Linked DNA regions of Mus musculus: region 2 is linked to region 1. The links are chromatin loops, found by intact Hi-C in ENCODE. Cell type or tissue: left cerebral cortex. All regions are shown on one strand. Each heading gives the region's core, and the rest is flanking DNA. Links, peaks and the distances in the headings are about the cores only.

Region 1 (7,796 bases), core at 1,299-6,298:
TCTGAGTAGCCCTACGTAGATTTTTTAGTAGATGTTATAACTTGAGAGTTTGTTATTCATATTGCAAAATCAACCAGACTGTAGTTTATTTTTCTTCTGTTTTTGTTTTCTTACTTTATTTCATGTATATGGGTACACTGTCGCTGTCTTCACACACACCAGAAGAGGGCATTGGATCCCATTACAGATGGTTGTGAGCCACCATGTCAGTTGCTGGGAATTGAACTCAGGACCTCTGGAAGAACAGTCAGTGCTCCTAACCGCCGAGCCATCTCTCCAGGCCCCTGTTTTTGTTTTTAAGTTGTTGTCACTGTGCATCCCTAGCTGCTTTGACATTTTATGTTAAGGTGTCAAGCAAGGCCATTAAAGGTGCTCCTCAGACCTTAAAGACACTTGCAGGAGTTTGCTAAATAGCAAAATGGGCTTCCCTGAAAGACGTGGAGCTCATCTAAGCACAGTGTGTAGCGACCGTCTCTGAGGGAGCTTCAGGGTTAAGAATGTGGCTCAGCGGCTGCACAGCACGCACATCATTTTGAGCTGAACACCGTGGTTTGGCAAGGGTATTTGAGAGACTACTAAGAAGAGGCCATGTCATCATCACTAACTGCTTTTCTCTCACTAAGTCACGTAAAATGTTAGAAAACTGCTTTGTAATTTAAACAGGAGTCATTAATAGCAAAGTTGTACATTACTATCACAAGTATATTTGTAATATTGATATTTTCATTCCATTATTAATTCATCTTTTCGCAAGTTATTGTGAATCTACCATGTGAGAGCAATTGCTTGAAGTACCTGAGATGTGACCGTGATCTTGAGCGCTCCTGCTCTATTGCTCTACTGCTCTGACATGGAGAGTGGGCTATATGGACAGTATTAGACAATAAGTAAGCAGATAAAACTATTGGCCGGGCAGTGGTGGCACACGCCTTTAATCCCAGCACTCGGGAGGCAGAGGCAGGCAGATTTCTGAGTTCCAGGCCAGTCTGGTCTATAGAGTGAGTTCCAGGACAGCCAGGGCTACACAGAGAAACCCTGTCTCAGAAAACAAACAAAACCAGAAAAACCAAAAACATTCCATATCTGTTGGGTGACGTGCCGACTGAAGAAGGGAGGGTAATGTACAGGGTTGGGACTGAGCTTACTGCAGCTCTGGGGATCATCAAATCTGGGGCAGCATCTTGCTGTGCAGCCTAGGTTAGCCTCCAGCTTGCTGGAATTACAGATAGCCACCACTGGGCTCAACTCAGAAGACATGTTTAACATCCAGGGAAATTTTCACTGGTAAATGAGCTTAAGCAAAGAGTCGAAAGAGCCATGTGAAAAGCTTACAAGATGGCCCCTGACTTTGAGAGATGCTGCCTTGTTTACCCTGATGAGCCACTGGAGGTTTGGGAGAGCTTATGGTACAGCCTACTGTGCTTGAATGCTGTGTTGATGGGAGAGGCTCTTTAAGACACATGTGAGAGAGCACACGGGGCTCTGCAGTCATCCAGGTAAGGACGAGTCGGTGGGATCAAGGAGGATTCTGAAGGTAGAACTGGTACCTATTCATGGATTGTATCTAGGATACAAGAGTGAAAGAGCCCAGGGTGATTCTAGGCTAGGTGACTAAAGATTACCTGTTTTGCTGATTGTGAAGCCAAACTAGGCACCGCCAGGATGCAAAAGACAAAGATTTGCAACCTGCACCAGGCAGGAAGAGTTCCAGAGCCATTACCAAAGCAAAGCTCTCCACAAGCTCAGGTAGCACTGAGGGATTTTTTTTTTTTTTCTTTCAGGAATCCTGTACATATTCATGAAGGAACATGCCTATTCCAAAGCATGCTCAGTTTAAAGTCATAATTTATATAAGGAAAAGAGCATAGGCGTGTCATTAGACAGGAGCATATCCGTAGTAACTTAGACTGGAGATGCCTCTGTGCGTGTTCAACGTGTGGAGACATTTAAACAAACATATGAAGATCCCTGCCATTTTAGTTACTTTCCTACTGCTGTGATAAAACACCTCCACCAAGACAACTTGTAAAAGAAAGCATTTAATTGGACTTAGATACAGAGGGTCTGAGTCTATGATGGCTGCAGAGACATGTCCTGAGCACTCAGATCTCAAACCCAAGCAGAGGCAGAGAGACACTGGGAATAGCTTGGTCTTCTGAAACCTGCCCACGGGGAGTGATACACTTCCTTCAGCAAGGCCACACCCAGGCCTCCCCAGTGTTCAAGTGCTAGAGAGCACAGATGGCATCTCATTCAAACCACCACATCTGCCTGGCCTCGTTGCCAACCTAACAGAGCTATGTCTGCGGCCACTTTTATTTTTCCTTTGACACTTGCTGAAGCTACCCAGCCTAGCCTTGAATCCACCCTGGCCCACGTTACACAACTTGTCAGCCTCCAGAGGAGCATTAGACCTGAGACCTGCCCAAGTTCAGACTTTCAAGATGTCCACAAAATGTTCAGATTTCACGGTTGTATCGTGAGATGACAGTGTTTAATGAAGCCAAGATAATCCACCGTTTATTAGTATTAAGATGTGTTCGGGGTGTGGTGGGGACAGGATTAGAAACTGTACTTAAGGGGCTTGTCTCTGTTCAGTAATCTAATGGCTTTGAGTTCTGGGTAAAGGATGTAAATGTACTTTGTTTCCCATTTTCTGTACCCTGTACACTGAGAGGACAAAACACAACTTTAAGATGCGGCTTCGTATTTCAGACCTACTGACCTCTGCAGCTTCTGACATCTAAGCCTACTGAATATCATTCGCAGAGGGTTTAAACAAGTTATGTGTGATAGTAATAATCCTTTCATTGGAAAGGGGAGACAACACGGATCCACTTGGCTTCTCCTTATTTGGAGCCTGTGGTCTAGGCTTTCCCTGTCCTCTCCCGAGCCTGCCTGGTCACCGGACAGGTCGAACAAGTAGAGACTGCCCTAGGGTGCACTGGATTGTCTCCTCTTCTCACGGGCTGCACCCACTTCGTCCTTGCTGTGAACCGTGGGTGCTGGGAGGACCGGCCGAGGCCCTGGGCGCCGGGGCAGGGTCCCCCACCCTGGCGTGCCCGCGGCTGCGACCGCGCCTGCCCTTGTTTGGCCGCACGGCCTCGGGGGTGGAGAGCCGGGGAGGTGGGGGCGGTGCCGTCCGCGTCAGCGGCGCCCGTGGTGACGGCGACGTGCGGCTCGCGCCACTGCTGCCCGCGGACGCCGAGGACCCCCGGAGCTCATGGCCCAGGCGAAGATCAGCGCCAAGGCCCACGAGGGCCGCTTCTGCCGCTCGTCTTCCATGGCCGACCGCTCCAGCCGCCTGCTGGAGAGTCTGGACCAGCTGGAGCTCAGGTGAGGGCCGCGGGGCGCGCACAGGGGCGAGCGCGGGCGGGGGCGCGCTCCGGTTGGGCTCCCCTCCCCCGGCCCGGCAGACTGGCGAGCGAGTGCGGCTTGCAGAACTTCCAGAATCTTCTGCGCGGTCCCCCTCTGCCTTTAACTTTTCTGCTTCCAGGAGGGAGGCAGCAGGTTGGTGTGCCCCCCCCCCCCTCACCCCACACTGGAGTAAGTTTCTTTGCCCCAGATCACTTCATAGTAATACAAGTGTAAGGGAGGGGGGGGTGGTAGTATCCAGGACGGCCCCTCCTGGGGATCATCGAGAATCGGACTCATGAGAGACCGCGCGAGGTACACCGAAGTTGGATACCATCCTTCATTCTCTCAACCACGTGCAATGCCCTCTGCAGTCTGTCCGTGTTTGTTGTACATTTAGAAGACACGGCTGACACCTTGGAAGTGCCAATCGCAGGCCCGAAAACACCAAAGGCAGGAGTCACACTCTCCCTAAGATTCTGACACGGGGACAGCCTTGTCGTAAAATTTCTAACTCATGAATACTACTAACGAATGCTGTGAACACTTGGTTGGCTTTAACCACGTGAGCCTTATGTATCTGGTGGAAATGTTAATGTCTTCAAAGTTGTGCAAGTTTTGATCATGTGCAGGTGTTCCATGAAAATCTTATCAAGATGCCCTGACACACACGTTGTTCCCTAGTTTTCTCCGGGTTCTGCGTAAGCAGAACACTATGACCCAAAATTATAAGAGGGAGATGAATCTCCCTCCACGCAGCCACCAAACACAGGGAAGTGTGTCTGCACAGGAAAAAAAAAATGCAAGCAGTGTTCGTTACACGGGAGGCGCTCATTACTGTTACTATTAGGAGAAAAGAGCCAGAAGGTGAGAAAACTTTCACTGACTGTGGAGTAGCCACAAAAGAAACCTGAACCCTATATCCCCCAACTCCGGGAGACAAAGGGACCTGCGCTGTGAAAGGGGGCGAGAATGTTTCCTTGTGCGAGGTAGGCTCTAACCTTTGACAGTATATTCCCAACTGCTCCGATTTTTTTTCTTGAAAGGGTTCAGGAAGTTGTGACTCTTCAAGCTGAGTCATTGTTCTGAACCTTTACTTAATCAAGCCTGTGTGCCGAGTCCTTGCTCTTCTCCTGGGGGCCTCTTGAAAGTCTGGAGTTTGCATAGACATTCTAGTGTCTGATTACTATCAAAGGAATCCTGACTACCAAACATAAGCGATTAAATTACGTTACTTATTAACAGTTGCGCTGAAGGGGTTTTATTTCTGTGTTTAATGGTTCAAGGCCTTTACCAGTAACTGCAGAGTTCTGTAAGTCTTGTTTCTCCCTTAAAAATGTAATGAGCACTTAGAAGTAAGTGTGTCAGAAGGGGCAAAGAAATAGAAAGAGATGCTGCCTGGTAAGGCTTAGGGGCCCTTTTTAGAAGCCATCTGGACAGTGCCACAGAGCATGACAGTATTCAAAATTAGACTTTTTAAAAATGGGGACGATGCTCCTGTGACTTCCCCCTAGCTTTCTTAGTGTACACGTCTGAGGACAACAGTGGACGGGGTACTACCGGAAATCACTGGATTGTCGCCAGTGCGCATCTTCCATTCAGGTGAATGGGTTCTGTGAACAGCAAAAGCCTGCTCCCTTGTAAGACTGAAACCACACCCAAGGCTTTCTGTCCTGCAGGATGCACTGATCTTCCGGGCATTGAAAATGCTTTTAAATGTTTAGCCCAGTTTTACAAGCTGGTAAAGGGTGCCATTGGTTTTTAATGGCTTATAATATTACAATTAAAAACATTTTTACATTAAAATATCCTTACATTAAAAAAAATTTTTTTTTTACTACATCTCCTTTCCTGTGGTGCTTTCTCTAAAAAGATAATCCTGTCCTTTCCTGATTTTCATGACCAGTTCTATGGGGACTCTGCACATGCTGAGGCTAAATACTGTACTTTTCAGTGGTTGTAAATAATCCACGTTAGCATTAGTCTGTAGGCTAGGCCGCGTGTCTCTGTGGGAGTTACCGTTATCTGTATTGTACAGATGAGAACTTGAAGCTCAGATATATACAGTGTGTCTCAGTCCAGAGCAGTGGACTTCGCCTAGGAACACGGGGAGACCGGCTGCTCAGACCAACACCATTTGTCCTGGTCTTGAATATCACTTTTCAAACTGTCCAGCTGATATATGAATGAATATGATTTTACTAAAGGAGGGGAAAATCGATTTAGCATTTGATTCAGTAAACCTTGAAGACCTAGAACGTGCCAGTTATCGAGTAGCTGCTCCGGGCCTGGGGTTTGGACATTGGCCAAGGAGGGATAAATGATTGACAGGGCTGGAAGGCTGGCTCTTTACACATCTCCCAAAACCGATCCCGCCCGCAGTGAGCAGCTCCTTTCCAGTTCACTCAGCCAGGAAAGGGTGACTGCCAGCGGGAGCCAGGGAAACGGGCCACCCGCCTGCTTTGGTTTCTTACTGTTTAAGGTTCCTGTTCGGATGCGCCAGTGTTCCAGGACCCACGAAGCAAGTTGACACCATACTTAATTTGGAGTAACAGTCTGTAATTTAGAAGGAACACTTTTCGTGTACACTGTAATTTCAACCACTGTAATTTCAACCTTATAAAGCCCCTGGGAAAGGAAGGCATTATCTTTTAGCAATGAGAGCGCTGGGCTGCGATGGGTCTTAATTGGAACGATGTTTGTTTAGCACATTCACAAACATAGGTTTGATCTCTGGCTTCAGAAAACCAGCATAGTGGTTCATGCCTGTAGCCCAAATCCTAGAGTTGTGAGGATTTGGTCATCCTGGGCTACATAAGGAGTTCTGGGTCAGCCTGGGACACATGAGACCCTGTCCGGGGATAGGGGTGGAAGAAACTGAGGGACTAGGTGCCTTGCCTTACTGGTTAGTGGTTCATTCACGCTGACAGTGAATGAAATACAAGCATTTTGATGACTGGGAAAACCAATTCCTGACAGTATCGGGATGCTGAGGGTCTCACATGGAGCCTGGTCTATGAGTTTAAGAATGTGTTTTAGAAAAAGCCCCCTTCGCATAAATCCACAGAGATGAGTGGCGGCCACCTCCCTGTTTATGAAAGCACGCAATTTTGTCATTGGCAAATGAGCCCGTGTTCATGACAGTACGTGCAGATTGGCCACTGTGAAACCGGCGTGTGCTGACGTCATAAGTATCGGTTGACTCGTGCTGAATTTCTCAGCCAGTTCGGTCAGTCACCTTGTTAAACTTCAATCCTGCTTTGCTTTGTTCGGCTCCAGCCGAGGTCTCCTTATATTTGGTGTCTGGTGGGGTGTGGAGGAGGAAATTTCCGCAAAATCAGCAGTAACTCCTCACACAGCTGGTGGTTGGCTTGCAGTTTTGTGCGCTGCTGTTTAGGGACGGCTGCCTGCACCTGACATTTTATACTTCCACCGCCACGGCAGGCTCAGGAGACACCTGAGGGCTGGGGACCAGATGAGGGTGCTCCAGCTTTATGCTTGTGAAAATTCTTTCTACAATACCTTTGCCAAAGCCTGCTTAAGGTGATGTGGAACTTTCTAGAAGCTCTGCCCAGTCAGCTGCTTTGTGAGGGTGTGTCCTTTCACATTTTGAACAGGTAACACACGTAGCTGCTCCCTGGATTCCAGTCCACACAGAACTGCCCCTTGCCAACAAGAGAAGAGTCATCGCTTGAGTGTATTAAGATTGTGTTTATATATGTCTGTCCCAGCTACTTGAGGAATGATAGAGAGGGAGGCAGGCAGTATTTAAGGATCAGTCACTAATCGCAAAGTAACGGGAAAGCTACGTAGGCAACTTTTTGTGAATCGAGTTTTAAGTACAGCAATAGCCGATAAACAGTGCGAATGGTCTTAAACAAGCCAAGCAGTGAAGAATGCTGACTTAGTAACCGTGAAGCCCTAGGTTCCATCACCAAGACTGATAAACCAGGCATGGGATATGTTTGTAAAACCAGCACTAGCGGGCAGAAGCTGATGAAGCAGCAGTTCAAGTGTGTTCCAAGCCAGCCTGGGATATAGGAGGTCCTGTCTCAAAAAAGAAGAGGTAGGGGTGTGTGTGTGTGTGTGTGTGTGTGTGTGTGTAAAACAAAACAGTGTTCTCCTGGCTAGTTTTAAAGAAAAGAACACAAGTTACAGCCATGTGGGAGAAAGAACTCTCAGTTGTGAAAATACCTATTAAGATCAAGCTGTAGGGGGCTGGAGAGATGGCTCAGCAGTTAAGAGCACTGGCTGTTCTTCCCTAGGTCCTGAGTTCAATTCCCAGCAACCACATGGTAGCTCACACCATCTGTAATGGGGTCTGATGCCCTCTTCTGGTATTTGGGCATACATGTGGATAGACACTCATACACTAAGTAAATAAATAAATAAATCATTAAAAAAAAAAAAGATCAAGCTGTAGGCAAGATCTTGACTTCCTA
Region 2 (7,796 bases), core at 940-5,939, 210 kb before region 1:
GGGCTTGCTCGGAACCCCTGTGGCAGGAAACACACACGGGAATTCAGATTTCCACATTTTTGTATAAATATTTCCTGGAGTTAGTTAAACTGTGTGCTCCCCAAGTCCCCCCCCTAGTCAATGAAATCATCTACATTCCCATTTGTGAGTCTAAGTGGTTCAACACACATGAAAATATTTTCCGCAGGGCTGAGGGCACTTCTACATTAAAAATGACCTTAAGATCAAGAAGGTTGATGGAGGAATGAAAAAGGAAAGAGGACTCTGCTCTGCTTCTGCATTGTTCAGATGAGTTGTGAATACACCTGCCTAAACATGATACAGAGGACAGGGTGGGGCATAGAACACGAGACCAGGCAGATGGTTACTTTTAAATGCCAAGAACACAATCTAAAAATCACCTGGGAATTGAGTCTTAATGAGGAGCTGTCTAGATCTCTAGCTGTGGGCATGTATTGAGGTGTAATAGAGGTGGGAAGGTTCGCCCATAGTGGGCAGCACCATTCCCTACGTCTGAATCCTGGCGCCTCTGAAAGAGGAAAGAGATGGAGCACAAGAAACCATGCATGCATTCCTTCTCTCTCTGCTCCTGGCTGTGGGTGTAACTTGATTGCTCAAGTTAGTATCTTGACATTCTTACAACACCGGACCATGACCTGGAATTGTAAACCAAATAAGCCCTGACTCCCTTAAACTTACTTCTGTTTGTGTCCTTAATTTACTACATCAACAGAGATGATGGATGAAGAACCCCTCTGCATTCCTGAGAGCAGAATCTCTCGGGAGGGTCCGTAGGGATGCAGAGCATCATTACATCCTAACAAAGGGAAGATGCAGAGCTAAAGCAGAGGTAGCCTGGTCAAGGATGTGAGCGTGGGAGTGATGCGCCTGTGTCCAAATGCTGAGTCATTGATAAAGCCACACAGTTATTAAACATCTGTGACTTCCGCTCCCTACTCCACGTAATGTTCACATTCTATACATAAGACTTTTAGCTTCTAAACAAAGGGTATATCTAAAATGCCGAGTAGCATATCTAGAAAAAAAGCGGGTGCTTGATAAAACAGTCACGTGTTCTTTCTCTCTTGAGGTAAGGTAAGCATAGCTCTTCAGACAAAGAAACAAGTTCAAATAAGTCATAGTGTGAAAAGAATTTCAAAAGTTATCAGTGATGGTCTCAGTCCTCTTGTGGCAGAGAACAAAAAGCAGTTTAGCAGAGAACAAAAGGAGTAATTCACACTGAGTTCACAAACAACACACAAGCACCACTCTCAGTGGTAGCCAGTCTCACAGAAAGGACTGAATGGAGCTGAGAATACTCTATATTTGGCTCAGTTTAGTGGGCGGCAGGCTCTTGAAGACCGAATAGTACTTATGTTCCAGGCAAGGGACAGGACTTAGGAATGAATGAATATGTAAAATGGCAGGCACACGTATGAAGTATTTACAAGCAACGGAGATGGTATTCTATGACATGCCAGCAGGAGAGTGCAAGTCAGGCATGGATGGAAATGAAAGGGGTTCAGTAAGCAACAGATACTCTGGGGGGCCTGGGGGCTATGTGTTTGTGGCTTGTCTGGATTTTAGAAGAGACATAAAAGGCTAGAAGACTGAGGTGAGACTAACACAGGCAGCAAAGCAGCACGTTCTAAAGAAGGTCTGACTGTGGGTGCGCCCAGCTCAGAAAGACTGTGCAGGGGCTTCTCACTGAAGAGCCGGGAGGTGGGCTGGCACGTGACTGTGGAGACCCTGAACATGAACTGGAGGATGTGAAACAGAGAAGCGGACACAGAGGAGGGCCTACGTGCCACGGACAACAGAGATGAACAAGGGGGAAATGCAAGCAGATTGTCAAAACACTCTCCGGATCAGCTCTTTCTCACATCAGCCTGCTCTCACCCCACCCGTGTGAGAGTTCAGCTGGCCCTCTTCATCTCAAAATAGATCCCGAAGATCTCTGCGGCCCCCATACAGCCCAGCGGGTATTACAGCAGCTGCTGGGAAGCGGATTTAGGGACAGGGAGCTGGGGTCAACTGAAAACCATGTTTAAAGCAGAAATTGGGTCACCCAAAGGAACTGGTAGCCATGGACTTGCCTGGAGTCCAGTGTACACTCCTCTTGTCATCTGAACTAGACTCCCTAAGGACAGTTTCTGAGAATCTCAAGGACCACGATTTATTCTAACCACTAGGTGGCACTAACGATCACTGCCAACTTCTCTAGTAACGGAGCGAATCTAAGGTTTATTTGATAGAAATGGAGATTTCTCTTCTTATGAATAATAAGCAGCTGCCTTTTGCTGGGTTCCCATCATTGCTAACAGTCCTCAGTAATCTACAAATCCTAGAAACACTCAGGAGGTGAACGTGGCCCAAAACTCTCTTAAAGTCACACAGACACACACACACACACACACACACACACATTAGATTAGACCATAATTCCGCAGTCAGTCTGGAGAACAACAATCCGTCCACTCCACATCTTCTAGAATAATCAAGACTGCCCAAGAAGACACTCAATGAAGAATATGGGCTTGGTTTGCGTTTTGTTGTTTAAATTATACTTGTGTGTGTGTGTGTTCCTGCATGTGTATTTTTATGTGCATGTGTATCTGTATGTACATGCATAAGTGTGTCTATGTGTGTGTACGTGTAGGTTGTGTGTGTGGTGTGTGTGTATGTGTGCATGTGTGTCTCTGTGTGGATGTATACAAGAGTATCCATGTGTGTGTGTGTGTGGACATGTATATCTGTATGCGCATGCACAAGTGTGTCTATGTATGTGTGTTTGTATAGGGTGTGTGTGTATGGTGTTTTTGTGTGTGCATGTGTATCTATAAGTACATGTGTTTCTGTATGTACGTGCACAAGTATGTCTGTATGTGTATATGGGGTGTGTGTGTGGTGTGGTGTGTATGTGTGCATGTGTGTCTCTGTGTATATATGTACAAGTGTATCTGTGTGTGCATGTGGTGTGTGTGGGTGTGTATCCACGCCATGGTGCACCTATAGACATCAGAGAACAACTGCAGAAGCCAGCTCTCTTTCCACCATATGGGTCCGGGATTGATCTCCAGCTGTCAGATTTGGTGGCAAACACCTTTATCTCCTGTGCCATCTTGCTAGCTTGTAGAATTGCTTATTCTCTGAGTAGCAAAAGTAGAAATGCATAGGTTTTTGTTTGTTCTTTTGGTTTTTATGCAGATTTCTGTAAATTCTACTCTAAATATAATTGCTTTATTTTACAATCAAATTTTCTAAGCATCAGAGCACAGCACACATATTTTAGCCCATCTGGATCCCCGGCCTCTGTTATTTCCTAGTTGTATGCTCTTGGTTAGACACAACTATTTCCTTATCTGTAAAATGAGCATTAAAACTAATTATTGCGCAGGTTTGCAGAGGAGAATAATGGTTTCATGTATGCAAAGCCTAAATGCCTGGTACACGGCAGGGCCGAAGTGTCTGTTATGATTACTATGTATTACTGTATAAATAAAATATATTCTCGAATATACCCAGGCGTGAAAGGAAGACAAGTCACATTTCTTGCTGAAGATATGGGAGGCCTGATCCCTGGGTGAGAGTTCCTGGCCCTGGAGATTCCCAGGCATGCCATCTGCAGTGAGTCTAACCACTGTGCTCATCTGCCGGTCCTATTACTCCGCATTGGATCATGGCTGTGGATTTCCTGTGTCCATTATAATGCATTGACATTACTGTATCGCTTACTTCCTGGCTCCCAGGCCAGCAAATTTCAGGCAGTTCAGAGCTGTGATAGCCAATAATATGAAGATGAAACCATCACGGGGCGGCCTGCTCTATTTCCCTGAGTCACTGTGCAGGATCAAGAAACTCCTCCTAAACACCATAAACCATGACCTGACAAAGGGAAATTTTATTTTGAGACAGCAGGTGGTGCTGCAAGCTCTTTTTGGTGTTAGGACTCAAGAGATAAAATAGTCCTTTTCTCTCTGTCCATTTGACCTTGATACCTCGAGGTAGGCAGGGTTAGGGAATTGGAAGTGGTGACGGGTCCCCAAGAGGATGCCTGTAACTTTCACACCCTGACATTTCATCGAAAGAGCAGCTTGGGCCTTAACCTGGCCACAAAGCTAGAGGAAGAACTCGTGATCATCAATACAATTAGCTGTCCCTTCCTGACCCTAAACTTACAAAAGGCACACAGCTAAAGGAAGACAGGAGGTACAACTCCACCACAGGCTAACACAATCAGAAGGTATAATGCCCCATCAGAGGTAGGAGTGGCCAAATTGGAGTCGACAGGTGTTTGTGCGCGCGCGCACGCGCACACACACACACACACACACACACACTTGGACATTTTGTTTTAAGAGAAAGAACATGACGTTGTGTGGGTAGGGAGGTGAGGGATGAGCTGGAGGGATTGGGGGAGGGGAAGGAATAGGATCAAAGTGTATTTGTATGAAACATTAAATAAAAACAACTGTGATTGGCTCACTCCAACCTCACACACCCATCGTGGGTTTGAGGGAGGTCACAGAACATCCTCTCACTGGACAGTATAGAATACAGCTAGTTCATGAGTGTAATTTACACAAGTTACGCTGGTTGTCCTGGGCAGACTCCATGACCACTTCAATAAAGACCTCCACACGAGTCCAGGTCTTGGTTTTTCTGGTTCACCTACCTTCCCTCCCTGCCCTGTGTCCTACTCTTTCCTGAACTCCAGTTTTATTAAATTATTTCCTTCACCTTCGTACTCATGCCTGGTTCTCTAGGAAAGGTGTTTGGAGAAGGCTCCCTACCCTTCGGCCACCTCACTCAAGCAAGGCGGTGATTTCCTGCTCTTTGCTAACAACACCTGTGTCGAGGGTTTTTCTCAACTTGACACAAACCTAGACGTATGTGGGAAAAGGGGGTCTCAGTGGAGGAAGTGTCTCAATTACACGGATCTGTGGATGTGTGAGGGGAATCCTCTTGATTGCTAATTGATATGGTACAGCATATCCCTGGGCAGGTAGTCTGGGCTGATTGAGAGCAAGCTGAGGGGCAATTGGGATTGGCTGGCTTCTTGGGTGGCCAGGGCAGTGCTGGTTCAGCATGTGACAACCCACAGCTTGGGCGGAGAAGGGGCTCAGTTTCTGGATGCCTACAGGGAGGAGCTCTTTGACAAGGCTAACAAACACTGCTTTTTGCACATCCTGACCTTGTTAGAGGTACCCTATTGCACAAAACCCGGCTGGGCAGGTTGATGCTAGCTTCTGGAACTACCTTATCATGTACCAGCTTTTCCTACCAGGCTCCGAGTGGAGACATTAGCAGCCAGACTCTGGCCTGTTGTAGCCTGCTAATCTTGGGCTGGCTTACCTTGGCTTTTTGAGGTCTCTTGTTTAAGTACCCACTCCTGGTTTTTCTAGATAACTGGGCAGAGGGGGAAGGAGGGAATGTTGAAGCCAAAAAGAAATTAAAAGAAAAACACACCTTTTTTTAAAAAAGCAAGCTGAGCATGCCAGAACAAGCAAGCCGGAAGGCCCCCTCTGCCCCTCCACTTCAGTTCTTACCCTAGCTCTCCAGCTTTGGCTTCCCCTCTGCAGCCTATAAGCCAACTTCCCACAAGTTGCTCTGGGCCAGTGTTTTGTCAAAGCAAACTAGAACACCACCAACCCCTTTAAATAGGCGGTGGACATTTAGAAGCCTCACTGTAGGAGACTTTGCCATCTTTAAGGCCAGTCCAATGTTTTGGTACTTTCTGGGTAACGGCTTCTCATGACAGTCTTCAGTGTGTTTGTGGGGTGGGGAAGGTGTTCTGGGAAAAAGACTGAACTTGAGATAAACCCTCTTAGACTTTAATTAAGTGCATAATAGAGTACTGTTAAATTCAGGTGTGATGTTGGGCAGGAGGTCTCTACTCCCTATGTGCGGCTCCTTTGGGCTCGGTTAGAAATTACCTCATTCTTTGAATCTGTGGATTTGAATCTTTCAGGTTCTTCACGAGCAAACGGAAGGTGCAGTGCTTATCTTCCTGTGACTACAATACTACAGTTAGCATCAGGTCCCCAACACTCACCCATGTCAGATACACCCTGTGGATGTCTTCCTTTTAAGCAGATGACAATCAGTACATGCCATATTTTCTTCACTCATTCACGAGGTGATTGACATTAGACTATTGGCATTTCAGCCATTTTAAGAGATGTGCAATAAATATGGGTGTACACATATCTCTTGAAGAGCTCAATTCAGTTCTCTTGTATCCAAGAGAACTACCAGAAGTAGGGTCCAGGGATCACATGATGATTCTACTACGATTGTTTGAGAAACCTCTGTTCTATACTGTGTGTCAGTTATTATACTGCTCCCCACACCCCAAACAGTACAAGAAGGGCTACAATTTCTCTACATCCAGACAACACCTCTTAAAACGGTGATGATGATGATGATCTGTGTGCATGCGTGTGTGTGTGTGTGTGTGTGTGTGTGTGTGTATGTGTGTGTGTTATTTGTGCATGTGACTGTAGTGACTCTGAAGGCCAGAAGAGCACATCATATGCCATGTCGTAGACATTACAGGTAATTGTGAGCCACCTGATTTGGGTGCCTGGAACCTACGCAGGTCCTCTGCAAGAGCGGTACAAGCTCTTAACCTACAAGCCATCCGACAAGCTCCTGACATGCTTTTGTGATAACTCACTGTGATGTCTTGACGATTAGCAGTATCTCAATACATAATTCCGTGAAGATGCTCCACGGTACCTTCAGCTGGCCTGGTAATAACCTGACACAGCTCCGAGGTTGGCTCAATGAATTAAAGTGCCTGTGTGAAGTCTTGGAATATTAAACAGGGCCACATAAAGACTGAAAGGGACTAGGAGGGACTCAGTGTTCCACTATCTCAAGACCTACTGAGGGCTGCTTGCTCTCATCTGTTTTAAGCAGTAGACGTGACTGCAGATCCTTCCATATACCTATAGTTGCTTTTGGTTCAAGTCAGGTATGTTATCCGTAAACAAGAACCTTGAGTGCGGGTCTGTGGGAGGCTTTTATTAGTTTAACTGAGGTGGGAAGCCCTGCCCACTGCAAGGGGCACCATCTCTGGGCAGGGGATTCTGGGTTGAGTATAGAGAAGACAAGCTGAGTGCTAGCACACATGTGATAACTCATTGCTCTCTACCCTGAATTGTGAACATCACGTGACTAAGTGCTTCCAGCTCTGGTCACCTCCACTTCCCACAACGATGAACTGTAACCTGCAATCGTGAGACAAATAAACCCTCTCTTTCTTAAGCTTCTTCTGCGAGGGCTTCATTACAGCAAAAGGAACTAAAACTACAGACCCGCAGCAAAGCCCCTCCTTTGAGAGTTTGGTGGAGAAATATTGGGGCCCAGGAGTCTGTATTTTTAACAAGCTACCAGCAGATTCTAATCCTGTCACTCTGAAGATCACGCTTGCAGTAACAACACGGGACTAAGAGCGGCTGTGCAGCCCTTACTGGCTGACACATCAGCACAGAGACTGTAAGTGAAGAGAGAACCCACAGCAGCCACTGGTCCAGTGCAGATGGGGCCTGCCTGTGGCCTCTCCAGACTCTGGTGTGGCTGTGCATTTATAGTTGCAAGAAACCCAACGCTGTGCATCCAGAACACAGCCCAGCTTGTTCTCTTCGTTCTACCAAATTACTCACGCAAATACAGTGTGTATCTGATTCTGCACCCAAAGTCACCTGAGACCACAAGCACACTGCTAAAGAAGTAAAAATCAAAATACCAAAAGGAGACTTGGCGTTGGAATTACTTGACATGTGACTGAC

What was found. Peaks named below come from ENCODE experiments on the same cell type or tissue, not always from the same donor. Only the 100,000 strongest peaks of a DNase experiment are listed, where the experiment ranks them.
Region 2: a loop joins it to region 1, with 2.7 times the contacts of the local background. A loop is called at or near these places in 8 of 42 quality-filtered maps.

The regions. Positions count from the first base shown.
Region 1 is chr1:33,753,119-33,760,914 of GRCm38, reverse strand. It overlaps Bag2 (BCL2-associated athanogene 2), which reads left to right and starts at 3,165. Exons shown (of 3, transcript NM_145392.2): 1 at 3,165-3,336. The coding sequence starts at 3,224. In left cerebral cortex, for the core only: a CTCF peak has its summit at 3,284; DNase peaks (open chromatin) are centred at 3,961, 4,006, 5,426, 5,689 and 4 more places; H3K4me3 peaks cover 1,259 bases; H3K27ac peaks cover 768 bases.
Region 2 is chr1:33,960,924-33,968,719 of GRCm38, reverse strand. Dst (dystonin) reads right to left here. Exons shown (of 103, transcript NM_001276764.1): 3 at 1-17. Among named protein-coding and RNA genes, the nearest start is that of Dst, 57 kb to the right of the region's middle. In left cerebral cortex, for the core only: CTCF peaks have their summits at 2,198 (motif pointing right) and 3,918 (motif pointing right); DNase peaks (open chromatin) are centred at 1,334, 2,188 and 3,891.